Regions from separate parts of the Homo sapiens genome. Here region 2 is linked to region 1. Evidence: chromatin loops called from intact Hi-C (ENCODE). Cell type or tissue: heart right ventricle. All regions are shown on one strand. Each heading gives the region's core, and the rest is flanking DNA. Links, peaks and the distances in the headings are about the cores only. Region 1 holds the start of LOC112268209 (a long non-coding RNA gene). Region 2 has its middle 130 kb from the start of RNF152.

Evidence for each region. Hi-C counts contacts between places; a loop is a spot of excess contacts. Peaks named below come from ENCODE experiments on the same cell type or tissue, not always from the same donor. Only the 100,000 strongest peaks of a DNase experiment are listed, where the experiment ranks them.
Region 2: a loop joins it to region 1, with 2.2 times the contacts of the local background. A loop is called at or near these places in 4 of 110 quality-filtered maps.

The regions. Positions count from the first base shown.
Region 1 is chr18:61,895,235-61,911,729 of GRCh38, reverse strand. It overlaps LOC105372159 (a long non-coding RNA gene), which reads right to left. Exons shown (of 3, transcript XR_935562.3): 2 at 10,096-10,267; 3 at 6,114-6,535. LOC112268209 (a long non-coding RNA gene) reads left to right here and starts at 1,312. Exons shown (of 3, transcript XR_002958202.1): 1 at 1,312-1,435; 2 at 10,511-10,652; 3 at 14,039-14,061. In heart right ventricle, for the core only: CTCF peaks have their summits at 9,961 and 10,166 (motif pointing right); a DNase peak (open chromatin) is centred at 10,178.
Region 2 is chr18:62,017,074-62,033,568 of GRCh38, reverse strand. It overlaps a transcript of PIGN not described here. Among named protein-coding and RNA genes, the nearest start is that of RNF152, 130 kb to the right of the region's middle. RefSeq lists a silencer at 5,279-5,573. In heart right ventricle, for the core only: no CTCF peak of the experiment used is centred there; no DNase peak of the experiment used is centred there; H3K27me3 peaks cover 407 bases.

The sequences.
Region 1 (16,495 bases), core at 5,227-13,226:
CCCTGCACTAGCTGTGCAGGACTTCTCCTGGGCTCTAGATCACATGACTCTATGTTTTTGCACCTTCTTTTCTTTCTGACATGCCTCTGAAGCCTGTTTTTACTTATATCTGACAAACTTCTGCTTGGTCTGCAAGACCCAGCTCCATACAACCTCCTCTAGGAGTCAGGCCTCTGTTGAATAACACTGACAGTCATTGATCTCAAAGTAGCCTTTAGCAAATAAGAATAACTAAATGCAGAGGTGCTGTGGCTTCAGAGAATCCCAGAGCTGGTAAGGTCATCAGGGCAGGCTTCTCCAGCTCTACTTCCCTCCATGTGGATGTCAGTCTCTCCAGGTCACAGTAAGGATGCTTGCTGGCAGCTCCGCCAGGCTTGCCCCTATCTCAGAAGAAGAGAGGAACTCTTCCATGAGTTCCAGCAGAAGTCTCTGGGGAATGGTTTGCATTCGCCTAGCTTGTGTCATGTACCCATCCTTGAACCAGTGTCTATGGCAGAGAGACACTATGTCCAGGGCATATGTGTAATTGGAAGGGCTCCTTCAAATGATATAAAAAGAGGCACTGTATTACCAGAAGACAGGGGAAAGGGTGCTGAGTATGCAGAAACAACAAAGGTGAAACATTCCACACAAAACCTTTCCTGACTCCCTTATATTTAGCTACTTCTATCTCTGTTCTCCCATTGTGCTTTCTTATTTCCCTCTTACAGTACTTACTGCATTGTATAGCAATACCTACTTACTTGTCTCTCTTTGCTATTTGTAGAATTAAGTGAAGGTTCTCCCTGTTATTTTTATCTATCACAATGCAATGCACCTGACAGGTGCTCCATAAAGGCTTACCAAATAAGCCTTGTCTTGAATTAAAAGACAAGAGTTTGAATGTAGGGAAGATTATGGCAAGTGAATGTGGTGGTTTTAAATACAGATGTTCCTCAACTTAAAAGGGGTTATGCCCCAATAAATCCACTTTAAGTCAAAAATATTATAAGTCAAAATGCATTTAATACCCCGTAAACTCATTGTGAGGTCAAAAAAATCATAAATGGAACAATAATAAATTGCGGATCATTTATATGTGCACAAATTCTTTAATACCTTCCCTTCCAAAGCTGGAGACAATTCCCTTTTTCTTGAATGTGGGCCACTCTTAGTGACACACTTCTAACAAATAGAATAAAGAGGAAATATTGATGTGCAACTTTGGCAACTTTGGAGACTAGATCATAAAAGACAAATGGCTTCCTGCTGTCTCTCTCTCTCTCTCTCTCTCTGTCTCTTTTTTTTGTCTCTGTCTCTCATCAGATTCTCAGGGGGAAGCCAGCTGCCATGCTGTGAGGATATTCAGGCAAACCTGTGGAGGGGCTCATGTGGCAAAGAGCTGAAGCCTTCTGGTCAGGCCAGTGAGGAGCAGTGGCATCCTTCCAGCAGCCATGTGAGTGAACAATCTTGAGAGCAGGTCACCCAGTCCCAGTCAAGCCTTCAGAAGAGGGTGGCCTCAGCTGACACCTAAGCAACCTCATGAAAGGCCCTGAGCCAGAACCACCTAGCTAAGCCACTCCCTGCTTCCTAACCCCCAAGGAACTGTGAGAGATGATAAATGTTTGACTCTTTTAAGCTGGTAAATTTGGAACTAATTTGTTATACAGCAATAGACAACTGTTGCAGTGTGTAAGATCTTCACAGAGAAGTACAATGAGGGTTAAAGAAGGAACAGGTGAAATATCCACACAGGGGGATAGACAGCAGAAATTTCTCCAAAGAAGAGGGGGGCATTGGAGATGGGTCTTCCAGAGGACTGACCCCACATGTGCATATGGAGAAGAGAAGTAACATTTCAGGAAAAAGAACAAGGAGATGGAAAAGTGAAGATCATGCTCAGGGCCTAGGGACAGTCTCAGTGATTTACCTCAATGGTACAAGTAAGAAATCAGTGGGAGATGATCAGGAAAGGTGGTGGTACTCAAAAGTAAAGTACCCTGTGTGCATCCTCTTTCTCACTCAAACCCCTAAGGACAGCCGTCTCTCCTGTTTGGTCCTTGAACCTCTTCTCTTTCATTACTGAGTTGCTTATTGATCTCCCCCATATCTAAGATGTTAATCAATTTCTACTGAATTGTTTAAGATGCAACCCAGTGATTCAGTCTCACACCGCCAATGGTTTGCTGGTCTTCTGCACCTGCATATGCTACCAGCAACTAAAATACTTTGTCTCTTAAATCCATCTTCCCTTCCAGCCATCCTGCCTTCAATCTCAAGAACGGCCCTGCTGTGGTTGACATCACCCAGGTTTTTTCCCCATGGGCCATGAATCTGGGTGTAGATGTGGAAATCCAAGAGGCAAACAATCTCATGGAATGTTTCCAAGGACAGAATTTAGCACCACTGGATAGAAGTCTGTGGGACACTTCAGGGGAAGCATTGTCCATATCACTACCTTTAGGGTTTGCCACCTCCAGCCCCCACTGAAGAACACACATTTGTCGTACACATACCCACACTGTTTACCAACTGTGGGATGGATGCCTGTTTTTGATCACATTGAAAGCAGCAATTTTCCTTTTATTCCAATCCCGAATGCAGCTGCTCCCAGTCATATGTGTTTCCATCCTGGTCTCGTTAAAGATGAGGTTAAAGAGGTAGTTAGTCCCTGAGGCTAAAAACCTCATTGTCTTGGCGTCTCTCCGCAGTTCAATGTCAAGTCTCATCAATTCTGCCTTCCCATGGTCTCTGGCTTTCAGGCCCTGCCTTACAGCCAGGCTGTGCCACAGCCCACAGGTTCTCCACCTGGCTGCAGTTGAGAGTCCCAGGAAGTTTTGAAAAACTCCCTTACCTGGATTTCACCCAAGACCAATTAAATCAGAATATCTGGGGGTGACGTCTAGACACCTCATTGTTTGAAAGTTCATCCAGCAACTGGAATGTGCGGTCAGGGTGGAGGAGAAAAAGACTTGCCCATGCAGACCTGACCTGGCTGTGCTCGTTAATTACTCCCACCTGGGAAATCATTCGCACTTTCCGAGAATCAATTTGCAATTCTATAAAATGCAATAATACTTTCCAAGCAGGATTATCAAAAGAGCAAATGAAACAGCGATGTGAAAAGATGTGAAAATGTAAAGAAGTAGGTACTACTATTGTGATGATCACACTGTTACTGCTACCCAGTCTAATTCTAGTCTAATCACCTCATGGGAACTGGGGTAATGACTTTCTAGCTGCATGCTTTGCCTCTAGTAGCTGCTCTCCAACTCATCTTTCATACCAGGGCCAGGTCAGCTTTTCTAAATCATCCTTTTGCTCAAGAACAATCCTCCTTTTCATTTCTACCAAACTTAAGTCCACCACTCTACACCTCCTTAAGTTGAAACCCAAAGAACTTTTTTAACCTTATTTTCTATTTCCTAAATATGGCTCATGTATGTCCAACCGTCACCACCCAGCTAGCCAACCACACAACCAGGGTTTGAGTTCCTATTATGTGACAGCATTGTGCTAGAACTGTGGGAAAATGCAAAGATGAACCAGAGGTACATGAACCAAGAAGTTGACCATCAGAAGCTCATAGAAATGATCAATTTTAGATCAATACAATCCCTGAAGTCATTTTAATTTTCCCATCTCTCTGCCTCTGTATTCTCTAACACCAAGGTGTGCCCAATGCTCACCAGCTATGAATAGCTCTTGAAAACGCTTTAAAAGATGAACAGACACAATGTTCAATTACTAAATGGAAAAATAACTTGTGTCTGTTCCCCAGATGACAATAGTTGGCAGACCTGGCTTCATGGGCATGTGACCTGTACAATCACACAAGGTCCCATACTCAGAAGGGTCCAACGTGTGGTTTAATGCACTGCTGTTATCATCTTGAAATTCTTAATAACTTTTGGAAAGGCACCCTCCATTTCCATTTTGTATTGGGGCCTACACAATGATAGTGAGTGATAATGTTTGATGATTCATTGGTTTTCTTTTTTATTGTTTTAAAAAGGATTTAAGGCAGTATTAAAAATGGCTAAAATGAAGGAAGATAAAATAAAATTTAAAAGTAGCTCTTTAAGAAGGCAAAGGAAAAACAAGATTAGGAAGTTAAGATGGAGTGGGGACTGAGTTCATTCCCTTGAAAAGCATGTCAGGATGGCCCATGGCAATCCCAGCAGCCATGGTGAGAAGGAAGGAATGACCAGTTATAAGACGTGCATTAAACATGATCAGTGACTAAGGAAGAAGCACAAATATCCCTGATAGGAGACCAGAGGGAAATTTCTCTCATCAGTCTTCATAATTGGGATATGCTAAAATACTCTTTAGGGACAACATGACTGGCAACATCCATACCGTGAACCCAGCAACAAGTGGCACAGGGTCAGTTCTTTTGATTTTCCTCACACTAGAGGCAACACACAATTTAGTAAAATTGCTTAGCATAGCTTTGCCCGTGGCGGGGGCTCAGCACATATGTGCCCAGTGAGTGAATGAATGAAAAAATATGATGGGGTACACGAAGCAAAGTAGGTGTCTGTCTCTGGTGATCTGACTTAATTCAGGGATAGATTTTACAGTATTTGAAGAATGGATGGGCTCCATATTCTTTAGAGAATCCTCCAAAGAGAAACGCTGATTCTTTTTTGTGTTTCAAGGGATACTATGCACCCTGCAGAATGGGAGAAAATGTTTGCAAATCACATATCTGATAAGGAATAGTAATCCAGAATGTGTAAAGAATGTCTAAAACTCAACATCAACAAAAACAAACAATTCAAAAATGGGCAAAGGACTTGAGTAGACGTTTCTCCAGAAAAGATATGAATGGCCAGTAAACACATGAAAAAATGCTCAACATCACTAATCATTAGAGAAATGCAAATCAAAACCACTGTGAGACGCCGTGCCGTATCCATTAGGATGGCTATTATTAAAAAAATGAAATGAGCAAGTGTTGGCAGGGATGTGGAGAAATTAGGACCCTTGTGCACTGTTGGTGGAAATGTAAAACAGCATTGCCGCCATGGAAAACAGTAGGAAGCTTGCTCATACATTTAAAAGTAAAACTACCATATGATCTGGTAATTCCACTTATGGGTATATGCTTGAAAGAATTGAAAGCAGGGACTCAGCCAGGTATTTGTACACCGATGTTCATAGCAACATTATTTGCAATAGCTGAAAGGTGGAAACAAGCCAGATGTCCACTGACAGATGAATGGATAAACAAAATGCAATATATGCATACCATGGACTATATATAAGTCTTAAAAAGAAGGGAATTCTGATATGTGCTAAGGCATGAATGAATCTTGAAAGCATTAGAGGAAAAAAATGAACCACACATAAAAGAAAAATATTGTTATGAGTACACTTATATGAGATACCCAGAGAAGTCAAATTCATAGAGACAGAAGGGGAAATGGTGGTTGCCAGGGGTTGGAGGAGGCAAGTAGGGAGTTACTGTTTAATGAATACAGAGTTCCAGTTTGGGATGATGAAAAATTTCTGGAGGCCAGGCGTGGTGGCTCATGCCTGTAATCCCAGTACTTTGGGAGGCCAAGGCAGGCAGATCACCTGAGGCCAGGAGTTCGAGACCAGCCTGGCCAACATGGCAAAACCCTGTCTGTACTAAAAATATAAAAATTAGCCAGGCATGGTGGCCCATGCCTGTAACCCCAGGTACTCAGGAGAATGAGACAGGGAGAATTGCTTGAACCCGGGAGGGGGAGGTTGCAGTGAGCCAAGATCGCACCATTGCACTCCAGCCTGGGCAACAAGAGTGAAACTCCATCTCAAAAAAAAAAAAAAAAAAAAAAAAAAAGTTCTGGAAATGAATAGTGGTGATGGTTGCATGATAATGTAGATATACTTAATGCCACTGAACTGACACTTAAAAGTGGTTAAAATGGCCAATCATATGTATTTTTTAACCAGCTTAAGAAAACACGCAAAATGTTGTTTCTCTCTGTTGGAACTTTGAAACTCTGTATAGCAGTGAATCTGAGGTTATTTCTAATAATACGATGTCTAAAAACTGGTCTTACTGTGGAAAATCAAAGCATATTGGTAGAAAAGGCATATCGAGATGATTTCAGCAGCAAATAGCAGAAGGCAACACAAAATGGCTTAAATAATAAGGAATTTATTATCTCACACAAGGAAAAATGTAGGGGGTGGGAGCACCTGTAGGGTTTGTGAACTCAGGCAAAGTGATGTCATTGGTGCTGTTTCCTCTTCTCCCCGTAGAATGTTCTCTTGGAGGAAACTCTGCTCTTTGCTACAAGGTGGCTGCCGTCATCCTACTATCATATGCAGATTCGGTAACATCCAGCAGCAGAAGAGAAGCTGCCGCTTTGCGCATCTCTTTTTGATAGTGAGGAATGCTTTTTCTAGAAGCCTTCCAGCCGACTTCCTCTCATCTCTCATTGTCCAATACTGGTCACATCCCGATCCTTAAACCAATCATGAGCACAAGAAATGGGACCACCACAGGTTACTGCATAACTAGTTAGGATCATCTGAGGCACTTGGGTTGGGGAGGACACTGGAACAGAAAAAGGAATATGCCACATGGGGAAAGGCAACATAGACGACCAACGGGACACAGCCAGGCCTTGAAGTTCACTGGAAGCATAATCCTGGGTGACTTGCATTAATATCTCTGAGCCTCAATTTCCACAACTGTGAACTGAGGATAACAATACCCCCTGCACCCAATTAGGTGGCTGGGAGAATTGAGAGAATGTTTGCAAAGCACCTAATATAGTGATTTATACACATTACTGTACTGAATATCATCTCATTGCTGACATACACAATAATGCTTCATAATAATAGCTATCATTACTGTTTTTCTTCTCCCAAAAGGGAGAACACACAATTTCTTGGTTATCTTTTTAGCTTACCCATGGAGGTAAACACTCAGAAAATAAATGGCATCTAGATAAAGAACCGCTGCAGGTTGTGGAATCCAATTCTGTGTCAACAAGCGTCCTAGGACATATTCGCTTGTAGGGCTACCATGATAAAATGCCACAGACTGGGTAGTTTAAACAGCAGAAATTTATTGTCTCACAGTTCTGGAGGCCAGAACCTTGAAATCAAGGTGTCAAAAGGATTGGTTTCTTCTGAGGGCTGTGAGGGAAGGATCTGTTCCAGGCCTGTCTCCTTGGCTTACAGACTGCTGCCTGCTCCCTGTCTTCACATCATCTCCCCTCTGTATTTGTCTACGCCCGTAATTTCCTCTACTTATTTATTTATTTTATTTTGAGACAGAATCTCACTCTTTCACCCAGGCTGGAGTACAGTGGCATGATCTCGGCTCACCGTAACCTCTGCCTTGCGGGTTCAAGTGAATCTCCTGCCTCAGCCTCCCAAGTAGCTGGGATTACAGGCACCTGCCACCATGCCCAGCCAATTTCCTCTACTTATATGAACATCAGTCCTACAGGATTAGAGCCCACCTTACTGACCTGATCTTAATTCGATGATCTCTGTAAAGACCCTAATCTCCAAACATTCTGAGGTACTGGGGGTTAGAACTTCAACATCTGAATTTTAGAGGAAATAATTCAACTTGTAACATAAGGTGAAGATTGGCATTGGGAAGTCTATATTCCTTAAAACCAAGAGTGAGAACTCTCATGACATGTCATAACCATTTACCCTACCCACACCCATCCCCTTCTCTAATCTCTGTTTTAAATGAATTTGGAAAATAATCCTAAATCTCACACTGACAGAGCTGGATCAACTGGGTTGTAATAGACTTGTGAAGAGACAATTTAGAGAGAATTTCCCTAGAGGGGCTACAGGAAACACGACTCTGAAAGAGAGAATAGAAAGTCCCAACTGGTCATTTTAAATGATTTTTTTTTTTAATTTTTTTTTTTTTTATTATACTCTAAGTTTTAGGGTACATGTGCACATTGTGCAGGTTAGTTACATATGTATACATGTGCCATGCTGGTGCGCTGCACCCACTAACGTGTCATCTAGCATTAGGTATATCTCCCAATGCTATCCCTCCCCCCTCCCCCGACCCCACCACAGTCCCCAGAGTGTGATATTCCCCTTCCTGTGTCCATGTGATCTCATTGTTCAATTCCCACCTATGAGTGAGAATATGCGGTGTTTGGTTTTTTGTTCTTGCGATAGTTTACTGAGAATGATGGTTTCCAATTTCATCCATGTCCCTTCCTTACACCTTATACAAAAATCAATTCAAGATGGATTAAAGATTTAAACGTTAGACCTAAAACCATAAAAACCCTAGAAGAAAACCTAGGCATTACCATTCAGGACATAGGCGTGGGCAAGGACTTCATGTCCAAAACACCAAAAGCAATGGCAACAAAAGCCAAAATTGACAAATGGGATGTAATTAAACTAAAGAGCTTCTGCACAGCAAAAGAAACTACCATCAGAGTGAACAGGCAACCTACAACATGGGAGAAAATTTAAATGATTTTTTTTTTAAGACAAAGTCTCACTCTGTTGCCCAGCCCAGACTAGAGCACAGTGGGTCACTGCAACCTCTACCTCCTGGGCTCAAGCGATTCTCCCACCTCAGGCTCCCAAGGAGCTGGAATTACATGGAGCCTGGAGCAACTGAGTTGTAACAGATTTGTGAAGAGACAATTTAGGGATAATTCTCCTAGAGGGGCTATAGGAAACATGACTCTGGAAGAGAAAATAGAAAGTACTGACTGGTCATTTTTAAATGAACTTTTTTTTTTTTTTTTTTTTTTTTTACGACGGAGTCTCACTCTCTTCCCCAGGCTAGAGTGCAGTGACGTGATCTCGGCTCACTGCAACCTCTACCTCCCGGGCTCAAGTGATGCTCCCACCTCAGCCTCCCAAGTAGCTGGGATTATAGGCACTCAACACCACACCCAGCTAATTTGCGTATTTTTATATGTTGGCCAGGCTGGTCTTGAACTCCTGACCTTAGGTGGTCCACCTACCTCTGCCTCCCAAAGTGCTGGGATTACAGGCAGGAGCCACTGTGCCCGGACCATTTTAAATGAACATTTATTAAGCACTGAATGCATGCAGAGCATGAACACTTTATTCTGCATGATGCTGTGGGGTGTGGGTGTGCATGGGTGGATGAGATGGAAAAATAACAGCTCAGGATCTACTGACCATTACAAATGTGTGAACAGCTAACTATGAGATAAAGCAGAATGCAAGTGCAAAATAAAACAACAAACAATGTGTTATAAGAGTGCAAAGAAGGTAAAAATGAATCTGGTTGGGGAAATTTGAGTGAGCTTTGAAGGGGAGAAGGTCAAGGTGAGAGGCAGAGACATAAATGCCCCAGAAACTTTGAAATTACTGTATCTTTTGGGATTGACAAGTACAAATGTGGGTTGCGCTGCTGCATAAGGAAAGGTACAAAGGAGCTGTGAGAGTGAGGATAAGGAGGAGCAGATTGACTTGAAATCATGGGGGAGATATGGGGTCCTAAAGTACTGTGAGCCGCAGTGTCAGGCACCCTGAGCTAAAATAGGAATGGCTTGGAAGAGACTGAGATGCATTTTAAGGCAAATCAAGTGCAATTGCCTGTATACTTTGGTCTATGGGAGGAAGCAGTGCAGCAATTAGGGGAAATAGCTTTGGGTTCGGCAGACCTGAGTCAAGTCCACGTTCACCATTTACTGGTTACATCATATTGGGAAAGATGCTTAAATTCTCTAGGCATTTGTTTTCTCATCTGTAACGTGAGGATAATCATATTACTTCTAGTGTTCTTGCAAGGACACGTATGGAAACACACACACAATCTGGTACATACACTCAATAAATGTTTGCCAATAAAAAAGAAATTATAGTAATCTATTAATTTTGGATATGGTTGCTATCCTGAAGTTCCCTTGTCCTGTAGCAGAATAATTTGTGTCCTTTAAAACAATCAAATCTGCTGTGAACATTTAAGGAGTTGTGGAGATAGAAGGAAAAGGGTTGAGAAATGAGCAAGGGGTCTTTACTCCATGCCCTCTCCCAGCACACTTCACCCACTGGGAAGGCAGGGAAGGAACAGCAGAGGAGAAACACTGCAGTTAGAATCAGAGGAGGTGGGTTTGTGGAGACACGTCTTACTTGGCATTTCCCTGTGCTGACCTCCTCAAGGTCTGACCTGGCTGATGTGCAGAGGCTGCCACTTCTCTTCTTGACCACTAGAGGGTGGACTGACTTGAGCCCCTAGATCCAGGTGCAGCAGAAACAGACGTTTGGATTCCTTGAGTTTGAATGATGAGGGCAGGCGCAGTGGCTGAAAGCAGAGACAGTGGGGAGGAAGAACTGCGTGAAGCTAGGTCTGGACCTGGGGCAGGTACAGGGGTGCTAGGTCCACTTGGATGAGGTGCAGGTGGATTACAGAAGAATAGATCCTGGAGAAACTGGAGCCAGATTCTGCAGACCAGCAGAGGGCAAGACATTGGATTCAGACTTGGGGGTCTCAAAAAACAGTGGTGGGACCTCCTGGCTCTTTTGTTCCTTTTCTCCTTTCTCAAAGTGGCACCATTCCATGATCTGGCAGCTGGAGCAGCAGGAGGGGAGGGGCCAAGTGGATGCCAGGAACCTGATAGCCAATGGAAAGGAAAGATAAGGAGGACAGTTGGAACCGCATGGGTGACAGAAGGTGACCTGGAGGGAAGGTGAGTAGGACAGATGGTGGAGGTGGCAGACAGTGGGGTGAGAGGGGAGCTCCACATCCAACCCTTCCCTGGCTGATCACATGTGGTCACTCCAATCCATTAGGGAGGGCGAACACTGTCTTGTGTTGATTGTACAAGGAATGGAGCTCAGTGTATGATGATTCTCCTCTATCGTACTTATAGCAAAGACACCAGCAATTTGCTAGTGGATGTGAGGATCTTACTCAACCCCGAACTGCACAAACATGATAAGAACACAGCAGATACCTGCTGCTTAGGAGGGTGTCCAGAGGACTTTGGCATCATAGTCTGAGCTGATGTTTAGCCAGGACACACACCATAAAGGCCATACTGATTGTGTATGGTCATTGCCCAAAATGATAGGTGGAGGTCTGCGCCTGCAGGTTGTTAAACATGTTGCATGGTGACCGACCATCGCCCTTGGCAATGGTCACATCATTCTAGCCAACTGTTTTGGAATGTGTGTTGTGCATATCGAAGATGAGGTTAAAAAAATAGAGAGGCGGGGTGTGTTGACTCACGCCTGTAATCCTAGCACTTTAGGATCACTTGAGGTGGGTGGGTCACTTGAGGTCAGGAGTTCGAGACCAGCCTGGTCAACTGGTGAAACCCCATCTCTATTAAAAACACAAAAATTAGCCCGGCGTCGTGGCACATGCCTGTAATCCCAGCTACTCAGGAAGCTAAGGCAGGAGAATTGCTTGAACCCAGAAGGCCAAGATTGCGCCACTGCACTCCAGCCTGGGCGACAGAGGGAGACTCCATCTCAAAACCCAAAAAAAAAAAAAAAAAAAAGAAAGAAAGAAAATAGAGATGGCTTTGTTCAATCCACCACTACTTTTAGAAAAGCAATTTGGATTATTTCCTATTCAAATCTTTTGAGGTTTCCAAAATACTTCAGTATTTTGTTCTAGATGAAGTTTCATTGTCCTAAGTAGCACTGGGCTCTAAATAGGAAAGAGATTAGACAATATGTCAAATTAATACCTTTTGCATCCAGAACATCTTACCAGAATAAGAAGTCTGTGGGATTGGTTTATATAGGGCCCCAAAATAAGAACAGTTTTGAAGTGTGCACTATATTAAGCAATCATTACTAGTAAACTTTTTGAGGCTAAATAAACTTTAAGACTTTTTTTTGTTTTTTTTTTTTTTGAGATGGAGTCTCGCTCTGTTGCCCAGGCTGGAGTGCAGTGGTGTGATCTCGGCTCACTGCAGCCTTAGCCTCCCAGGTTCCAGCCATTCTCCTGCCTCAGCCTCCCTGGTAGCTGGGATTACAGGCACATGCCACCACACCTGGCTAATTTTTACATTTTCAGTAGAGACGGGGTTTTACCATGTTGGCCAGGCTGGTCTCGAACTCCTGGTCTCAGGTGATCCACCTGCCTTGGCCTCCCAATGTGATAGGATTACAGGTGTGAGCCACCATGCCTGGCCTAACTTTAAGACTTCTTAGACTTTTTAAGACTATATATACTTTAAGGTGGCTAATATCACATAAGGGAAAAGTAAATTGGCAGATCAATTTGGTCTGCAAATTTTAAACATCTATTAGGAAGGATGATAACGTGTTCGGTTAAAGACGACTTTGTGGCTTATTATTGACAGCTTGTGAAAATTGTCTAAACATGGGATCCCACTTCAATGCTTTTAAACAGTTTATTGAGGTATAATTTACATACCATAAAATCCACTCGTGTTAAGTGTAGAATTCAATGATTTTTAGTAGATTTACTGGGTTGTGCAACTACCACCCTAATTCAGTTTCAAGGTGCAATTTTAACATGTAAAATTCAAACACGTTGAGTAGAAAAGTCACTCTCAGTATTGGACTGGATTAGGATCTGTAGTGATAATCAAGCACTGAATAGGGTTTGCTTGTTTCCTCCTCCCGATTTCTCTCTCTCTCTGCCTTCTTGCCCCACTGTCCGCCTTCTTCTTAGCGTGTTAGGTGCTGAGGATACAAGTTGAAAGATGATCTCTGCCCTCCCAGATCAGGAAGACAGTAATGAAAAGCGACTGAAGAGATCATCACATTCTTTTGTGAAAGTGTCATCCCCGACAGAAGGGCTGCCCTGGGTATTATGGGATCACATTAATCTCAGCTCCATGCCAGGTTCTGGGAGATTTAAGGGCTCAGCTCAATAAACATTTATTGGGCACCTGTGCTCCATGCTGCAGGTACAAAGATGAAGAACTCATCCCTGCCCCAATGTAAGCAACTCTAATACAACCTCAGGTGACTCAGCATCAATCAATGTTATAGATCTGACTGTCCCTGTAACCCAGTTCCAGCATCTCGACCTTTGCCCGCGGGGAAGTGCAGACACCCCCCACTTGTTCCCTCTGATGATGGCAACAGGCTTTCCCTATTTACTGGCATGACACTGTGCTTTTCTTCCTGCAGTTTTCAGCTCAGAAAATGCCTCCTCAGGGAGGCCCTCCCTGGCCACTGATCTAAAATTTCCCCCCCAACACACAGACTTCATAATGCCCCACCCCCACTTTTTCTTTTTCTTTTTCTTTTTTCTATTCTTTTTTTTTCTTTTTTCTTTTCTTTTTTTTTTTTTTTGAGACAGAGTCTCGCTCTGTCGCCCAGGCTGGAGTGCAGTGGTGTGAGCTCCGCTCACTGCAAGCTCCGCCTCCCGGGTTCACGCCATTCTCCCGCCTCAGCCTCCCGAGTAGCTGGGACTGCAGGCGCCCGCCACCTCGCCCGGCTAATTTTTTGTATTTTTAGTAGAGACGGGGTTTCACCGTGTTAGCCGGGATGGTCTCGATCTCCTGACCTCGTGATCCGCCCGCCTCGGCCTCCCAAAGTGCTGGGATTACAGGCGTGAGCCACCGCGCCCGGCCCCCACTTTGTTTTCTCCCTTACCTTTTTCACTCTCCAACATACGATTTATTTATTTATCATGGGACTAAACTCTGATTTTTTTTTTTTCATCTTGCCCAAATTCCTATCTAAGGGGTCTGGGGAGTCATGCCCTACAAATCATAAATTCTCATCAGATGGGTTTTATTTAACCCTATATATCATGATTTACTTTCCAACCTGACTCTGGCATAACATTATAAGGCAAAAAAGAATATCAAAATATTTTACCCCAAAACATGTTTCTTTCCATATTTTGAAATGACTCTGCAAAGCTGTTCTTTGTGGAGGAAAATTGGCATCTGTAAAGAATCTCTATTAACATAGCTAGATATTTTTCTTCCAGACGCTCTCAATCCTAAAGAGATTAACTAAGATCTGAATAGGAAACATTTGTCACCTACTGTCTCTAAGGGCAGCCGCTATAAGATTTCAAAAGAACTTTGGTCTCCATAATCTTGATCTTAACCTGAACATTCCCTTTCTATTTCAGGTCTTTAGACAAACTCAACCAATTGTCAACCAGAAAATGTTTAAATTCACCTATAGCCTGGAAGCCCCTGCTTTGAGTTGTTCCGCCTTTCTGGACCAGTATTTCTTAAATGTATCTGATTGGTGTCTCATGCCTCCCTAAAATGTATAAAACCAAGCTGTACCCTGACCACCTTGGGCACATGTTCTCGGGACCTCCTGAGGGCTGTGTCATGGGCCATGGTCACTCATATTTGGCTCAGAATAAATCTCTTCAAATATTTTACAGAGTTCAACTCTTTTCATCAATATTTTTGGTATTGTCTGATTCCTCCATTAGAATGTAAGTTCTGTGAGGGCAGGAATTTGGGGGCGTTTTCTCTATCCTAACCCTAGGACCAGGTTCCCAGTACATAGTCCATACTCAATGAATATTTGTTGTATGAATTCATGAATATTTGGATCTTTATCTCAGTCCCCAGTGCTGGGGTCCCATCCTGACAGCCCTAGTCCTTCAAGACCTGGGATTCAGCCTTGATTCCCTCTCTCTCTCCCACACATGGGCAGTGCCCAGTCTCCAGGGCAATGCCAGATTCTCTGACCATGCTGCTTGCTGGCTTGCAGCTCTAAACACTACCTGGTCCTAACAGCCTTGATCCTGGAATTTCTCACCGAAGACTCTGCTGGGACGTGTTGTTGCCTGTTCTTCCTCTGACTCAAACTGTTTTTGCCCGCCCCAGTGCTGGCCTACGACCAGCCTTAAGAACTGGCCTATCCCAGTCTGCCCTAGTTAATTAACCTTCTCTGTGTGACAGCTTTACAAGACTGGACAGAAGGCAGAACACCCATGATGCTCTGTGAATTAAAATCCCAGCCAGTGGAAGTGAAAGAGTCAGGATGGGGGTGGTTATTCCACATCGAGTTGAATGCTTGAATCCCCCAAACAATAGTTCCAAAAGCAGCTGAATAAAAGAGTTGAAAAATTTTGGAACAATTACTGATCCCTGAAATTAGCTTCTGAAGAGTAGTCTTTAAAGTCATTCTTGTATAATCATAACATTTCTAGGCTGAACTTTCCTAGTAAAATTTGGGATGTTATAACTCATCTTCCTTATTCCAACTCCTTGCCAACATCAGAGTTTTCAAGACCCTCATTAACTTCTCCTTAAAGTGAATTTCTGGAGCTGGGCTTGGTGGCTTACGCCTGCAATTCCAGCACTTTGGGAGGCTGAGGCAGGAAGATCACTTGAGGCCAGGATCAAGACCAAACCAGAGCAACAAAGAGAGACCCCTATCTCTACAAAAATAAAAAAATACAAAAATTAACTGGGCATGGTGGCACTCCTGAAGTCTCCCAGCTACTTGGGAGGCTGAGGCAGGGGGATGCTTGAGCCTGGGAGATTGAGGTTGTGGTGAGCCAGGATTTTGGCCACTACACTCCAGCCTGGGCAACACAGTGAGACCCTGTCTCAAAAAAAAAAAAAAAAAAAAAAAAATTCTCCTTCCTGCCCTGAAGTTGGGGCTTAAAATAAAGACTCTTGAAGTCTTCTACTTCAGGATTACCTTAGGCTTCTAAAACATGGATACAGCTTTTACTCTTTTCAGGTGTACGAAGGAGGTTTTAGCTTGGGTGAACAAAGGGATAAGGATCAGTCAGATGACCATAGGAGGCAACGTTTTAATTGGGATCCCAGGGACAACTGATACCCATGAAGCTTTATCTGTTTCTAGATGACCAGTTTTATGTATGTGCTTAAGGACAGCACTTTTGGAAACCCCATCAACAGGTCGTAATTGTGGGACATGACAAGAGTGCTCTCAGTACATTGTGAGTTTTATAGTAGGTTACCTAGAGTCCCCACTGGCTCACAGGGCTTCCTCTAAAAAAAAAAAAAAAAAAAAAAAAAAAAAAAAAAAAAGGCGCGGTGGCTCATGCCTGCAATCCCAGCACTTTGGGAGGCCGAGGCGGGCGGATCACCTGAGGTCAGGAGTTCGAGACCAGCCTGGCCAACATGGCGAAACCCCATCTCTACCAAAAATACAAAAATTAGCAGGACGTGGTGGTGCGGGCCTGTAATCCCAGCTACTTGGAAGGCTGAGGCAGGAGAATCGCTTGAACCCGGAAGTTGGAGGTTTCAGTGAGCTGAGATCGCGCCACTGCACTCCAGCCTGGGTGACAGAGCGAGAGTCCATCTTCAAAAAAAAAAAAACAGAAAAAGTAAAAAAAGAAATCTTGGCAGAAGCATTTCAATAAGCTACTTGGGGGAGTGAAAATGGGGACTCTTTCCTTGCGGATACTACGGACCTTAAGACAAAGACGGCTCCACTCCAGCAGTGGGGAAAGGCAGCAAGTGCCGCTGGAATCCGTGGGGATCACACTCAACTGAGCCCTGCTGCTGGGGACCGGGTAACGTCCGCAGGCTGAACTTCATCTCAAGAAGAGAGTTTTAGGTTTTCATGCTGCAGAGAAATCCTTTAA
Region 2 (16,495 bases), core at 5,310-13,309, 120 kb before region 1:
AAAGATTTAATTCCATTGATCACATGTTTGTAGGCATTCGTGCTTAATGAACCATCAGCATGTGTAAGGCACTGAACTAAACACTTTAGAAGAAGTAACAGATATAATCTACTATCAGTCACGTTTATCAAAGGAAACTAAGATTCAGGTTAACTCACCCAAGTCAAACAGCCAGGAAGTGGTGCAGTTTTTTTATTTCATACAGTTCAGTATGAGGCAGCCTCTTATCGGTATGCTTTCCTCTCAATCCAACTTTACAAATCCAGTGATTTTATGTAGACAAGCCATACTGTGGAGGTGTTATTTTGATTGTCAGCGTTCTACCTTCTTATTTGCGTGGATTTCTATTAAAGGGGTCTTGGGGGGATGCAGTGCTCTGCCTCCCACTATAGAAGCTGAAGGTGGCCCCATATAGTGGTTCTTAGCAGCCCAGCTGGGGCAGACACTAGCTATGGCATCCAAGGAAACTGCAATGATGTTCCTTGCAGGTCCCCTTGGCTGCGTCCTCTGTGGCCCAGCTTCCCTTGGTCCCCAACCATTTGTTAAGCCTGCCTAGTTACTCTACAAGCCATTTGTATCCTAAAAACTTTTGTCTGCATCTCTGTTACTTGTGACCAAAACCTTTAATTGATATGCATACATTGAATGTGTTTGTATCTCTTCAGCATTTAGTGTGATTTCTCACTGTGGCTTTTAACAAAATTTTCATGAACTCTTGTGTAGTCCTTACAATGTGCCAGACGCTGTTTTAAATGCTTTACAAATACTAACCTCTTTAATTCTTATAAGAACCCTGTGAGGTAGGTATTATTATACTATTTTACAGATGGGAAAACTGAAACACTGGATAATTATAAATAACTTGCCCAAGATCTCACAGCTAGTAAACAATGAGACTTTTAAAAAAAATTTTAAATGCATAGTTTTCCCAAACATTTTGTCTTGTCATCAGCATAAGAGCATCTGTAGATTTTTGTTTCTGAAAATGCAATCACTGCAGCTAACCAGGTGGTGTGGAAACTAGACTTTTTCCATTGCATATAGATAATCAAGTATGAACAGTATACTTAGGAAAACATGCTCCTGAAGTTGACTACGTGTGTGCAGTTGGCTTGGGGCACACTTGCACCAGATTCTTGACATTCACCTTTGAAGCATATGCCAGCTGCGTTCCAGATGGCATGTGAAGCAGAAGGATGAAGAGCTTTCCTCAGTTTTCTTTTAATCAGCATTAAAGGATGGAAGTAAATATTGGTTGTCTATTTTTAAGCAATTGAAGTTTGCAAAGACATGGAAGTTCACAGTATACTTAGTATAGTGGTGTGAATTATGGGTGCCCCAAAAGATCTCTCCACATCCTAGCCCCCAGCATCTGTGAATGTGACCTTATTAGGAAAAAAGGAGTCGCTGCAGATACAATGAAGGATGCTAAGATGAGCTCATCCTGGATTATCCAGGTGGTCCCTAAACCCAATGGCAAAAGTCCTTAAAAGGAACAGAAGAGAAGTCACAAGAAGGATTAGGCCATGTGAAGCTGGAGGCTGAGAGTGATGCAGCCACAAGCCAAGGAACACCTGGAGTCACCAGAAGCTGGAAGAGGCAAGGAAGGATCCACCCCGAGAGCCTTAAGAGGGAGCAGCACTCTACTGGTACCTGGATATAGGACTTTGGAACTGTGAAAAAATAAATTTCCATTGGTCAAGCCACTCTGTTTGTGATAATTTGCTATGGCAGCCACAGGAAATGAGTACACTTGGGGAGGTAAATTTTTCACTTCTCTGATTGTTTAGTACTTTGACACATATCACTCAAATCCTTACCATAAGAGGTTAGCTACAGAAACATGAAAACAGAAAAGAAAAAAAATGGTCCCAAAGAAATCATTTGCCCTGTTTCTTTTGAATATTCATTTTTGAGGCAAAATCCGGGCTGTGCCTGCATGTTTGGGGAGGATGGTCCCTGACCCCTTGGCTGCATCTGGGGATAGTGTAGATTTTAGGAATACTGTGCTTCTTCCTTGGGGCAGAGCATCACTCAACTTTTCATTTCCCTTCAAAGAAATTTCCATCTACTGAAATCCATTTCAGTGGACTCAGAAGGTTCATCCCTACTTTTTATTCCAAGGGTTCCCATAAATAGTTTCAGACAAATTTGTTCCATGATGTTTCCTCAGTCTTGGTTTATGAGATATGCCTAACATATGTGTATTAGTCTGTTCTCATGCTGCTAATAAAGACATACCCAAGACTGGGTAATTTATAAAGGAAAGAGCTCACAGTTCCACATGGCTGGGGAGGCCTCACAATCATGGTGGAAGGCGAATGAGGAGCAGTCATGTCTTACATGGCAGCAGGCAAGAGAGCTTGTGCAGGGAAACTGCCATTTATAAAACCATCAGAACTTGTGAGACTTATTCATTACCATGAGAACTGTATGGGGGAAACCACTCCCATGATTCAATTATCTCCACCTGGCCTTGCCCTTGACATGTGGGGATTATTATAATTCAAGGTGAGATTTGGGTGAAGACACAGCAAAACCATACCAATATGTGTACACTTTTTAAGAGTTATATATTTAATTTAATTTAGAGACAGGGTCTCACTGTGTTCCCCAGGCTGTACTCAAACTCCTGGGCTCAAGCCATCCTCCCACCTCAGCCTCGAGTAGCTGGGACCATCCTCAAGCCATCCTCCCACCTCAGCACTTGAGTAGGTGCATGACACTGTACCCGGCAAGAGTCATATATAAGTTAGTACTTAGAAATCCCCAAAGGCACATGCAGTGCCACACAGTGGTGAGAAGATCATGATCTTTTTTTCCTCATTTTGAAAGTGCAGATAATAGCACAAGCAATTTACTGGGCCACAAGTTTGAGTATCAGAGTTCAACATGAAATGTGAATATAAAAATATCAGCACAATGTGAAGATAAAAATATCAGCACATAAACCTAAAGGTGGAGTTCACTACTCTTTAATGTCAAGATTGCTAATGGTTTGGCTTTTCTGGAACATTCCTGCCATATTTTTCTGGACATGTATAGAGCTCTGTGACTTTCCTTTTCCCTTTGATATTTCTGGTATTTATGTGTCTGGATCCAATTGAAACCAGGAAGTTGAAAGTTTATGATAAACCCGGTTGTCCTTTTAACTGTTGCCCTCAGGGGCTTACTTGAGAAGTGCCTCATTCTCAGTAATTCTGTGACATCCATGACCTGATCCAGGATGTAGAAGAGAATGTCCCCCCAGGATCTCTGTGTGCAAGTCCTCTGAGTCCTGATCCAGATTTGGCGTAAGTTAGACATACCACCACAGGCCTCTGCAACAGGGCCTGACACCATCACAAGAACATTCTCTGCATCTCAGAGTGAAGCCTTCTAGTGGCATTTCACTTGTTAAGCCCCTGAGTCTTATGTAATGCTAACCGACATTCTGGCTTATAAGATCTTATCTCATGTCAGTCTGATGGCTGGAGCTGCTGTTCTAAATGCTTCCAGGGCCTCGGAGGCTGACCAAACTCACTGGAGTCTGAGACCGGAGAATAATGAGAGGAGGACCTGTTATCCATCCCCTGGGTCTTCTCTGCAATCCATCCCCTGGATCTTCTCTGCATTTGAGAGCTTGTGTGGCGAGAGGCTCACTCAAGGGACCTCTTAGTTTATCTGGTAGACCTGCTCCTTCAGGATGCTACTAATACGGGAACAAAGTTGATGAGTCCTGGATCTGGTTTTATGAGTTTGACCCAATGCAATGAATGCTTTAATGTGAGCTGCAGATGCATGTCACTCCTGCCGAGGAATTAGATGAAGTTTAATGAAAGGCCAGTATCTTCTCCTGCTAAGAGTTCTGTTCTGCTCTCTCTGTTCCTATTCCTAGTCTCCCTTCTCCCCTCCGCCTCCCCACTTATGTCGTTGCTTTTCTGAGTGGCCATTGGAAGTTCTGGCTTTACTCCTGAATATATCCTGGAGCATAGCAGTCACCGGTACTAAATACCCTCTTCCCTTCCTCATTAAATTTTCAGATTAAGCCAGTTTAACTGGCTGTTGACAATGCAAATATATCTTCAAGAAAGAAAAGAAGTTTAATGTCCTTTCATGCACCCATCTACCCAACCATCCTTCCATCCCCTTTCTATCTTTACCTACCTGAGCCCTTGTGACTCAGCTGTGAGGTTGGATTAGGGAAACCGAAATGGTTAGAGACCGTTATAATGACCTTACAATCAGGTGCTTCTCAGGCTTTGCAGGTGGTGAGAAAGGCTGGTGGGAATATGAGAAAAAAGAAGAGAGAGGGGGAAGATCCAAATGGTTCTCTGGATCAGTTTATCCAAAGGACAGAGAAAAACGAAAAGTGGTTTAAAGTTATCAAAAGATGGAACAGTCCTTCTTCTTCATCCAAAGCATCTTCCTCCCACTCTTTCCTGTCCCTTCAAAACTGTATGGCTGCACAGGATTCCATGGGAGGAAGACAAAGAGATGGAAGGCACATGGAAGTGACTCTCACCAGGCACCACTGGCCTCCATGTCCGCAGTCCAGTGGCTTGTCCCTGTCTGTTTTGTGCTAGAACTCTCCATGGCCTTTGACTCTGGGGACCATTTTACATAATAGCTGCACAACATCTGTGCTGTTTTTCATATGGAGAGTTGACAGCGCTGATCTACTGCTGCAAAGGACAAGCATGTTGAATTGCTTTTTGGGAATTCTAGCAGTGTTGCTATCAGTGAAAACTGTTGCCCTTTCTTCCTCTGATGATAATTTCCTTACTTGGGAAGCAAACCCAAAACCTTATCCTTGTTAGCTCCATATTCTAAGAAGCTAAGAAAACAGAACTGGGATGCTGCTATCAAAGGAACAATGCCATCTCTTATTCGAGAAAACTCCTGCGACTTGGATCTACGTGAAAATGTAGATCATTTCACAATGGCATCTTGCTCAGAACTGTTAATTTTTTACAGCACAATGCTTTTCAATTTAAGTAATTAGAATCATAATGGAGACAAGAAGGAGTAGAAACTTGCTTCTAAAAATTTTAAGCAGAAAATGTCTGAAGCTTTGTTGAGAAGATGATTCTTGCCAGCTACTGCCATACCAAATAATGGCATTTCTTTCAACTAAAATATTTTTAAAGGCTTCTTGTTTAAATTTCTTCTATTTCTTTTTAGAGCAGATGGTCTAAATGACCAAAGCCTACGCCAAGAGGGTTTGATTCATTCTTTCGGAGGTGCTGACACCTTGGAAGTGTAAACAGCTGGATGGCTCAGGAGAATAAAGTCAGCTGAATTGCTCTACTCTATCAGTGCTGTTGCAGATTTTTGTTGTCACAACTGGCAGAGACACTTTCCCAGGAGGCTCAGGTATATAAAGGCGTGAAGCACCTGAAAACTGTCAGCTGTTCTTATCATCTCCGCTGTCATTGTCACGAGAAGCTAGGGGAAAGAGCTGGAAGTGGATTTGCCCTCCATTCGGCAGGGTATTCCATGTATTGTGGAACCCAGTGCTTGCAGCAGCCTTGCCACAGGGGAGCACAGTGTAAGTGGTGATATTGGAATGCACTGTATGCTGATAGGGAAAAGGCACATTTACATAGAAATAAGGATTGATCACCTTATTGCCTTTTTCTTTTTCTTTTCTTTTCTTTCTTTCTTTTTTTCTTTTTTTATTGAGACAGGGTCTCATTCTATCACTCAGGCTGAAGTGCAGTGGCGTGATCACGGCTCACTGCTGCCTTGACCTCCCAGGCTCAAGCAATCCTCCCACCTCAGCCTTCCTAGTAGCTGGGATAACAAGTGTGTGCCACCACACCCAGCTAAAGTTCTCACTATTGTGAAAGGAAAATAAATCTTGGCGACCCAAAATTGCTAAGCTAAATGTCAAACTAGGACCTGTTCAGGGCAAACCTGTCTCCCATTCTATTCAAAGTCACCCCTCTGCTCACTGAGATAAATGCATATCTGGTTGCCTCCTTTGGAGAGGTTCGTCAGAAACTCAAAAGAATGCAACCGTGTCTGTTATCTACCTACAACCTGGAAGCCCACTCCCTGCTTTGAGTTGTCCCGCTTTTGCTTCGCGTTGTCCCGCCTTTCTGGACTGAACCAATGTTCATCTTACATATCTTGATTGGTGTCTCATGTCTCCCTAAAATGTATAAAACCAAACTGTGTTTTGACCACCTTGGGCACATGTCGTCAGGACCTCCTGAGGCTGTGTCATGGGCACGTGTCCTCAACCTTGACAAAATAAACTTTCTAAGTTAACTGAGACCTGTCTCAGATATTTGGGGTTCAAACTATGTTGCCCAGGTTGGTCTTGAACTCCTGGGCTCAAGGGATCTTCTCCTCTCGGCCTCCTTTATTTATTTATTAATTTGAAATGGAGTCTCACTCTGTCACCAGGCTGGAGTGCAGTGGCATGATCTGGGCTCACTGCAACCTCTGCCTCCCGGATTCAAGTGATTCTCCTGCCTCTGCCTCCTGAGTAGCTGGGGTTACAGGTGCCTGCCACCACACCCAGCTAATTTTTGTATTTTTAGTAGAGAGGGGGTTTCACCATGTTGGCCAGGCTGGTCTCGAACTCCTGACCTCAGGTGATCCACCTGCCTCGGCCTCTTAAAGTGCTGGAATTACAGGCGTGAGCCACCGCGCCTTGGCCCCCCGTCAGCCTCCTTTAAAAGCTTGTCCCTCAAAGGAAACATCCTTCTCAGGCCACACTGATTTGCACATTTGCAGTAGTCATGGCTCCACATTGTTCTGTGATGACTAAGGTGTTGCCTCCTTCCTACTTCCCTGGGAACTTCTGATATGTCTGTCAAGTTCCCAAGACAAATTCATTCTGGAATGTCTTTTGACAAGAGTGGCAGTAGCAGAGGCAGAGTCAGGAAGGCTGTTGGGGTTCTCCGTGTGAAGAAAGTACACTGGGTACATTTTGAAGTAATAACAGATATCAAACTTTATAAAATTGTTACCCCAGACAGTTTTTAAGTAGATTACTCTCCAACTTGAAAGGTTTGGTTTTTTCAGAGAGGCCTGTAGGCTGCTATTTATCTTTGTTCTTGTGCCAGTATCAGTATAATTTGTCATCAGTTGGTTCTTGGGGCTGTGGAATTGGTGGTAATCAAATACAGAATGAAATTTTCACCTGTTCTTGAAATTCAAGGTGGGCTAAGATTGCTTAAATGTATGTCACTCTTTAGAATTTATAATGCTGAGTCTTGTTCAAATTGGTTGCTCCGTTCTTTTTTTTTTCTGCCAACTTTCAGATTATCTGTTGAAAATGGACATAATAGCATTAACTGTATCTTTTTGTTTAAACATCAAAATTCACATTTCAAGAAGCTAGAATGCTTCCTTAGCGCCTAAGCATTCTATGTAATCCTTTTTGTTTTTCCTTTAACAGAGATAAATTACTGAGTTCTTATGGGTGCCACTCATACTGCAATGAATGAACGGGATTTATAAAGGAATAACTGAGCTATCACAATGTGAGTGATATTACAAATAAATGTGTCCCGGGTGCTATGGAGGCTCAGGAGGGACACCAATAACTTCCGACAAGGTGCAGGGATTGGGTAGATTTCACAGCTCTGATACTGGATGTAGGTCTTGTTGTGACAGTTATTATTAACTTGGAGGAATTTAGGACCAGACGCATGGGTAGCAACAATCTAAGTAAAAGACGAATGGAACTTGAATTAAGACAGGGGCAGTGGCAGGAGGCATATATGAAACTTTCTGGAGGCTTGTTGAATTGACTGGATGTAGGGGCTGAGGGGGATGGAGAAGTCACAGGTGGTGGATATTCCTGCTTAGACACTGAGTGAATATGGGTACTTTGGCTTAGGTAGGAAACCCGGGAGGAGAAGACATTTAGGGCATGATAATAAATTTTATTCTAGACATGGTCAGTGTGAGGTGTCCAGATGCAACCTGGAGGGAATGTCCAATGGAGGTTTGCATAAGCAAGACTTAGAAACAAGCTCTGTGCTGAACAGACACATATGGGAGTGCTAAGCATGGCATGTAACGTCTTTTGTGAAATAGTCCCTGGCTGTGCTTCCAGCTTCATCTCTTGCTATTTGCCTCTCTCATTATGTTTGCTAAGCTTATCCAACCACATGCAGTTGTATCCTCTCTCACTTCTGGTCTTTACATATACCCTTAATTGTGCCTGAAACACCTATTATCTCTAAGTGGGGAAAAAAAGACCAAAAAACAAGAGGAAACAAAATAACTGTCTCAGTGAAGAACTAACAAATATACTGGCTTTTCATTTAGAACACAAAAACCTAATGTTGACTGAAAACAAACCAAGTTGAACTGGCTATGTACAGCATGATACCATTTTTATGGTATCAAATACCATACAGGTGTAGCAAATACATATATGAGTAAAAGAATTGACAAGTTTGAACATGATGAACATGATGTGTCTCCATTTATTCAGGCCTATTTTTATAGCCTTCAATAGAGATATAACATTTTTGCCTAGAAATCTTGTGCAATTTTATTATCCATTCCCAATCTTTCTCTTATTCATCCATTATAGACACAGATCAATGTTTCTTCCTCTGCTAGGGTTTCTCCTACTTGTACCCATAAGAGTGGTTGAGGTTTCCTTCTTCATGTTTCAATGGCCTCTTTGAGAATAAGGACAATGTCTTATTCATGGTGACATTTCCAACTCTTCACCAGGGTGGAGCACATATATGATCATAATCAGTATTTGTTTTTATTTTGTTTTGTTTTATAGAGAAACCAGGTGTTGCTATGTTGCCCAGGTTGGTCTTGAACTCCTGGGTTCAAGTGATCCTCCCACTTCTGCCTCCTAAAGTGCTTGGATTACAGACGTGAGCCACTGTACCCAGTCAGTAATATTTGAAGACAAGTGATAGTTGAGCCACAGGAGCTAGTGAGTTCTTCTAAGGGATGCATATAAAGGTAGAAAGAAACAAGGGGGGCCCTGACAAGTACCAAAATGTGGGGCTAAGGTTGGAGTTATAGAGCAAAAGAAAATTGTGAAAAGGACTGAGAAGGACTATAGAGAGGAGGAAAAAGAGGAGAACCAGGGTTAAGGGGGAGAGAATTTCTAGAAGATTGTATAAATGATATCAGATATCCCAGAGCAGCCAAGTGAGATGTGGTCTGGAGTTTCTACTGCTAGAGGAAATCGGTGAAGCCCTCATGAGAACAGGGAAGGGGCTGGGGGAGGAGCTTGACTGTGCACCGTGTCTCTTTCCAATGTCTCCCAGCAGCTATGGAAACTGAGATGTTTTCTTCTTTGTGAGAGAACTTGACTTCTTTGTTTAACCTCAATCTTTCTCTGCCACCTTCATAAGTATTTCAATGGTGGACTTAAATGCTTTTGATTTACTTGTTCGTAGGGTTTCAAAAATCCAATGTATATCCAAAATAAAGGAATTAATTAACATGCATCAGCCTATTCAAGTGGTTTCTAGTTACCTAGATGCCAAACTCTTTGTATCCTAATTTCTTAGACAAAACCTACTTTTAGCTGCCCTCTGTATTCCAGTAGAAAATAGGGCATCCTTACTTCCCACAGTTCTGATATGCATGAATTTCAGCCGCTATGCTTTAGTTAAATAACACCTTCCCTCAACAGCACATTCAAATTACCATGGTATATTAGCTCTAAGTAACTGCATAAAGTACACAATTCACTGCTAGCTCTTCAGTCCACAAATCACTATGCAAATAAGAGATGCACATCATGATCAGTGACCAATCATACAACTTTCAGTCTATCAGTGACTGGTCACTGTGTATCTGTTACTCAGTTCATGCACAGACAGCAAAGTGTGCAGTTGTGTTGCCTTCTTGTCTCCCATGTGACATTTCATCACAATGGATAATCAAAAGAGGGAACTGACCAACGAAGATGAAATTGCAGCAAAAAAGCCCAAAAGTGGTGATGCTGTAAGTGAAACTTGAATCAAATGTAAATTGAGTTACAGAAGAAATAGTTCATGGTGGAACTGTTGATACAGCCACCATTGAGAGGCTTCAGATAAGCAGCCACAAAAACGTGCTGAAGGTGAATTTATTGACAGAAATGAGGAAAGTGATTGTGACCCAAATGTCCATTGAATGGATGAGCAAAATGTGGTATACCCATACAATGGAATTGTATTCACTGATAAAAAGGACTGAAGTGCTGGTACATGCTACCACATGGGTGACCTTGAAAACATTATGCTAAGTGAAAGAAGCAATCACAAAAGACCACATAGATTGTATGATTTTATAAAATATCCTGAATTGGCAGATCCACAGAGACAGAAAGTAGATGAATTGTTGCCTGGGGCTTTGGAAGTGGGGAATAAGGAGTGACTGCTAATGGGTATGGGATTTCTTTTAGGGGTGATGAAAATGTTTTGAAATTCCATCATGGTGATGGTTGCACAACTCTGTGACTATACACTCAATCCTTCATATCCGTAGGTTCCACATCTGTGGATTCAACCAATAGCGGATCAAAAATATTCAGAAAAAAAAAATTGCATCTTTTCCAAACATGCACAGACAACTTTTCTTGTCATTATTCCCTGAACAATACAGTAGAACATCTATTTACATAGCACTTACATTGTATAAGTCATTATAAGTAATTTAGAAATTATTTAAAATATATGGGAGGATATGCATAGGTTATTTGCAAAGACTATGTCATTTTATATCAAGGACTTGAGCACCTGCAGATTCTGGTATCCACAGAGGGTCTTGAAACAAATTCCCCACAGATACCAAGGGATGACTGTACTAACAAGTAATGAATTATGTACTTTGGGTTTTATGGTATGTGAATTATATATCAATAAAGCTGTTACTAATGAAATGCAAGGTACTAAATAAATACTAGTTTCATTATTTTTTCATTTTCCTATACACTTAAAACCAACAGTAAGAGAGATTTTAATATTCTTACAAGAAATTTTAAAGGTCACAGAGCAACCATAATTTTTCCCCTTGACTATTAAGAGTGTTTAATACAGTTTCAGCTTGCAGTCATTTTTATAGTCCTGCACTACCATGCAATGGAGGATTGCCTAGAATTTCTAGACCAGCTTAGCAGAAAATTCTCTAGCAATTCAGGGCTTAACCTTATTGTCCAGTTTCTTTAATTATAGGTGTGGCTTGACAAAAATGGCTTTTACTAGTATTGTCTGTGAGGGTATAGTGAAAATTAATGCTTTCAGTTTGAATCCTTATCTGTTTATTAACTAAGGTTAAAACAAATCCAATCAGTGAAGCAAATATTCAAGCTTAATTATGACTTCCAAGTTACCTCTCCTTGACAGGCAGAATCATAAGATGGCCCCCAATATTTTTGCCCCATAGTGTAAAGACTGTATATGATCCCCCCACCTTGAGTGGGGTTAGTACCAGTGAATATTATAGGATACTCTCTCCCTTAGGCTATGTTATCTAAGATGCCATCATAGCAGACTGGAGGGGGGATCTTCTGCTGCCTTTGAAGACGTGAACTGCTATGTTGTGGAAGGGCCACATGGCCAGGGCCTGACGGCAGCCTCAAGGACTAAGAGCTAATAGTTTAATAATAATAATAATAATAGCTACTACTAATAATAATGGCTAATAGCCAGCAAGAAAGTGGGACTCAATCCTGTAGCCACAGGAACTAAATCTGCCAACACCTCAAATGAACTTGGAAGAGAACTTAAAGCTCCAGATAAGAATGTAGCTCAGCCGAGACCCTGATTTCAGCTTTGTGAGACCCCAAATAGTCCCACTTGCCATGCCCAAACTTCTGACCTATAGAAACTGTGAGATAATAACCGGGTGTTGTTTTACATGGCTAAATCTGTGATCATGTGTTATGCTGCAATAGGAAAGGTGTACACTTGACAACCAGAGCCAATAAAACGTTGACTTAGTTTTCTTCACAGAAATCCTGGTGGGGGCACCTGTCTCCAGAGAGGAGTAGCAGCATGTTTGCCAGCAGCCCCTGTGCAAAGTCAGGGTTTCTGAATCTCAAGGTTTCCTCTCCTACAATGCACCCCACTGCATGTGCAGCAACACTTGGCCCTTTTCATGTCACCCAGTGGGACTGCAGCTCAGAGAAATGATGCAATTATGTTTCTCTGGCTACTGCTATTGCTGTGAGTAATAAACTGTCTTTTGTCTCTGACCCAGAAAGCCTGTGTCTTCTGGCTGTATCTATAAAACTGTGACAAGATACCTTGTTGCCTTGCTAGCAGAATAAAATCTCAAGCCCTTTCACACACAGCTCCTGGCTTGACATACACAACAATTTGTGTATCTATCCATCTGTTAATGGGCATTTGGTTTGTTCTCTGTTTGGCGGTTTTTAATAAGTAAAGCTGCTTAAACATCCATGCATAAGTCTTTGTATGAACATGTATTTCCTTTTCTCTTGGGTAAATACCTAGGTGTGAAATGCCTGGATCATTTAGTAGGTGTATGTTTATTTTTAAAAAGAAATTTCCAAACTATATTCCAAAGTGGTGGTACCATTTTTTATTCACCCCGAAAGAATATGAGAGTCCCAGTTCCTCCACATCCCTGTCAGCCCTTGATATGCTCAGTCTTTAAATTTTTTTTTTTTTTTTTTTGAGACAGAGTCTCGCTCAGTCGCCCAGGCTAGTGTGCAATGGCGCGATCTCGGCTCACTGCAAGCTCCGCCTGCCAGGTTCACGCCATTCTCCTGCCTCAGTCTCCCGAGTAGCTGGGACTACAGGCGCCTGCTACCACGCCCGGCTAATTTTTTTTTTTTTTTTAATATTTTTAGCAGAGACGGGGTTTCACCATGTTAGCCAGGATGGTCTGGGATCTCCTGACCTCGTGATCTGCCCACCTCGGCCTCCCAAAGTGCTGGGATTACAGGCATGAGCCACCGCGCCCGGCCAGTCTTTAAAAATTTTAACCATTCTAATGGGTAGGTAGGAGTATCTCATTGTAGTTTTAATTTGTATTTTCCTAATTACTAATTTGCTAATATGCGAATGTCTATTAATGTTCTTTGGTGAAGAGTCTATTCAAATCTTTAGTCCATTAAAAAAAAAAAACTGTTTTAAAGTCTTTATCTGCTAATCCCATCATCTCTGTCATTTCAAGGTCTTTCTGTTGACTACTTTTCTCCTGGTTCCAGATCGTATCTTGCTGCTTCTTCACATGTCTAGAGGTTATGTATTGTATGCTATAAATTATGAATGCTACAGAGTTGAATGTCTACATTTGTTATGTTCTGTACTAGAGTGTTGGATTTTGTGCTGCCCGGCAGTTCGTTTCCTTACAGATCATCTTGGTAGTTCCCAGTGTTGGTTTAAAGCCCTGTTAGGTAGATCTAGAGCAGCCTTTCTGGGGATTTCTCCACTCTGGCTGATCAGTACTTGAGCATCTCCAGACCCGTTCAGGCTCCGGTAGTTCAACTCTCAGCTCCCTAGTGTTCTTTGCTCAGTTGCATGGAGTCTTTTTTGTCCTACAAAGGAGTAGCTTGGTATTTAGCCACAGCCTCCAGGACACCCCTATGCAGATATCTGCAACTCCTCCTCTGCAAGCACTCTCCCAATGGGACCGTGCCCTGCACATTCTGACTGTCTCCATAATCCAGAGTTCCAATTTCTGTCTCCTCAGTTCAGCAGCAACGCTGTGCTATGCTGGGCTTCCTCCCTGTGCCACAGTCTGGAAAGTGCCTAAAGTCAGAAAGGGTTATGAAGGGACTGTCAGGGACCACAGTCTTGTGCCTCCTTTTACCCAATGTCTGAAAACTGTAATTTCATATATTTTGTCCAGTGTTATTGTTGCTTACTGCGGGAGGGCTAGGCCAGTATCAGTTAATCTGTTGTGGCCAGAAGCAGAATCCTAAGTGTGCTATATTGGGAAATTTCATTGGAAGGCTTCCCTGAGGAACAAATAATGATTGAAATGAAAAGCCATGGAGAAGTGGCTCACCTGGTCTCCTGAAGTGTCCACCTTTTGCCTCCCCACTAGTTCCTCTGAGATTTTTAGGTAAAAGGGTTATTAAGGTGGATTTAAAGAAGTTTTGTCTTATTTCTGGTTTTCAGCTAACTAGCAAAACTAAAATGTGTCTAGAGCTAGTCCCAGGTAATTTCCCCTAACTCTTCACAAGTTAATCACAGATTCACAAAGTGAACTTTTTAAAGCTATTTGTTTTGTTAGTCTAAGAAGTAAACATGCTAATGTAACTAACGAAATGTCTTGAAGAAACATTAAAGTTTGGAAATAATGTCCATCTCTGGCAAATAGTGGAACTTAGCCCTCCCAAAATACTACAGGTATCAGTTATGAAGGCTACAAGTTTGTATCAAAGAGGTGGAATGAAGGGACGTGGGAGACTGGGTTTAAATTTTTGCTTTGCTTTTTTTTGTTTGTTTGGAGTGCAGTGGTACAATCATAGCTCACTGCAGCCTGAAACTCCTAGACTTGAGGGATCCTCCCATCTCAGCCTCCTGAGTGTCTGGGACTACAGGCATGTTCCACCATACCTGGCTAAGTTTTTTAATTTTCAGTAGAGCCAGGGTCTCACTATGTTGGTTTCAAACTCCTGGCCTCAAATGATCCTCCAGCCCTGGCCTCCGAAAGTACTGAGATTACAGGTGTGAGCCACTGTGCCCAGCCTCCAATGCTTTTTCTAACTGCCAACCTTGGGCAGGTCCTTTGACACCTCTGGGCTGTGTGTGTGTGTGTATGTGTGTGCGTGTGTTTTCTTCTGTAGATGAGGAAGTGAGGTTAGCTCCTTTCTGGCTTCAAGGCAGCAAGTAGAGGCCTTTTGTTACATGCATGTGGTTTCAGAATCAGACCTGTAATTGAACCTCGGGCTTGCCACCCACAGTCTGGGAGGCCTTGGAAAATGTACTGCTTCCTCTGGAGCCCCAGGTTTCTCTTTAAAACTGGAATAACTAATGTTAAGGTTATCATGAGGACAAATGATGTAACAAACCATGTGCTCAGCTCAGAGCCCAGCACAAGGTAAAGGTATGTAACAGGCCACCAAAAAAATGAACCTCCTAAAGTAATGGGTGGTAAGTTAGCACAGTATGCCTATCTGTACTGCATTCGATGCTTCTGCAAGTCCTGGCTGCTAAGCATGTGTTGCCCTAGTGAATGTAAATCTTAATAGGAAAAGAATAATTCCAAGCACTTAGAAAGTGAAGGAGGCAATGATTTTTACATGTGTACGGATCAAACGGAATCGTTCCACTGAATGTGCATGAGCCCTCGCCTCAGTGCTGGTGAAGGCAGCCAACAGCTGTTTCTATTTAATTCTTCAACTTGATCTCGCCCATTCCCAGCCTCCCAGCTCTACCAGAGCAGCTGGAAGTCCTCACAGATTCTTTTGTGAAGCTTCCCTTCCCAGGGCAGGCCGGAGCCAGCCCTGCTTTCCCTGTATGTTTGCTATGATTCCTCTAGTTTTCACTTGACCTCCTGTGCCTGTTAGTTCCCATGCAGTTCTGAATTGGTCTTTTGAGCTTTTAGCTATCGCCAAAGCCTCTGACTGTTCTTCTCTCAAGGTGGGAAGGAATGCATATGGGAATATGGGGAAACAGAATAAGCTTTTGTGGTGCACACTGTTCGTTGCCAACTCAAATTCATTGTCCCTGTCTCTTTTGCTAGTGGAACCTCAGTTTTGTTCAGGGTGGTAATATGCCCGATAAAATGTTGACTTCAACCCTCGCAGCTAGGGGTGGCCAAGTGGAGTAGTCTGGCCGATAAGATGTAAGAGGAAGTTGCCGAGTGGGGCTGTTGGGAAAGCTCTTTATAAAGGAGCTATCTCAAAGGTCATGCTTTTTTTTTTTTCTCCACTTCACCAGGCACTTCACTGGGCCTGACTGCAGAAGCACTGCCTGGAGGTGTAGGAAACATCTCACAAAAATGGAGCTGAAGGCCATGGTCTCGGATGAAAGAGGACAGAGCTCAAAATAGGGTGAGTTACCCCTGGCACCATGGAGCTGCCAAACCAACCTTGGATGACCTAACTCTGGAATCCTTTTTGACATGAAAAGAATGGAACTCCTGTTTCATTTAAGGTAATGTTTAGTTGTTTCTTCTGTTATTTGCAGTATAATGCAAACCTAAGTGATACTACTTTTTGTGTGAAAATAAGATAAGTATTTGTCTGTGTCCATGGGAGAAGTAATAAACTCACCAGCATAGAATGAATTTAAGCAAAGGTTAGATAGACATCACTCAGGGGTGTTTAAAGGGATTCTTGCATTAAGTGGAAAGTTGAACTTGGCAGAAAAGCAGAATGTTTATTAAAGAAAAACCATTTGGGATAAAAGTGGCTTATGGCACCTCAAAGTTAAATTTCAATTACTGTAAAATAAAATTTCTTTATTATTTTAGCACTTAAGGAAGCTACAATTCTATGTGTATAACATATTCCTGTTTCCTACATTTTTTTCAAATCTATGAGGATTAAGAAAACATTTTTAAAATCTGCAGGATTTTAGGAAACACAGCAGAATTTTCATTCAGT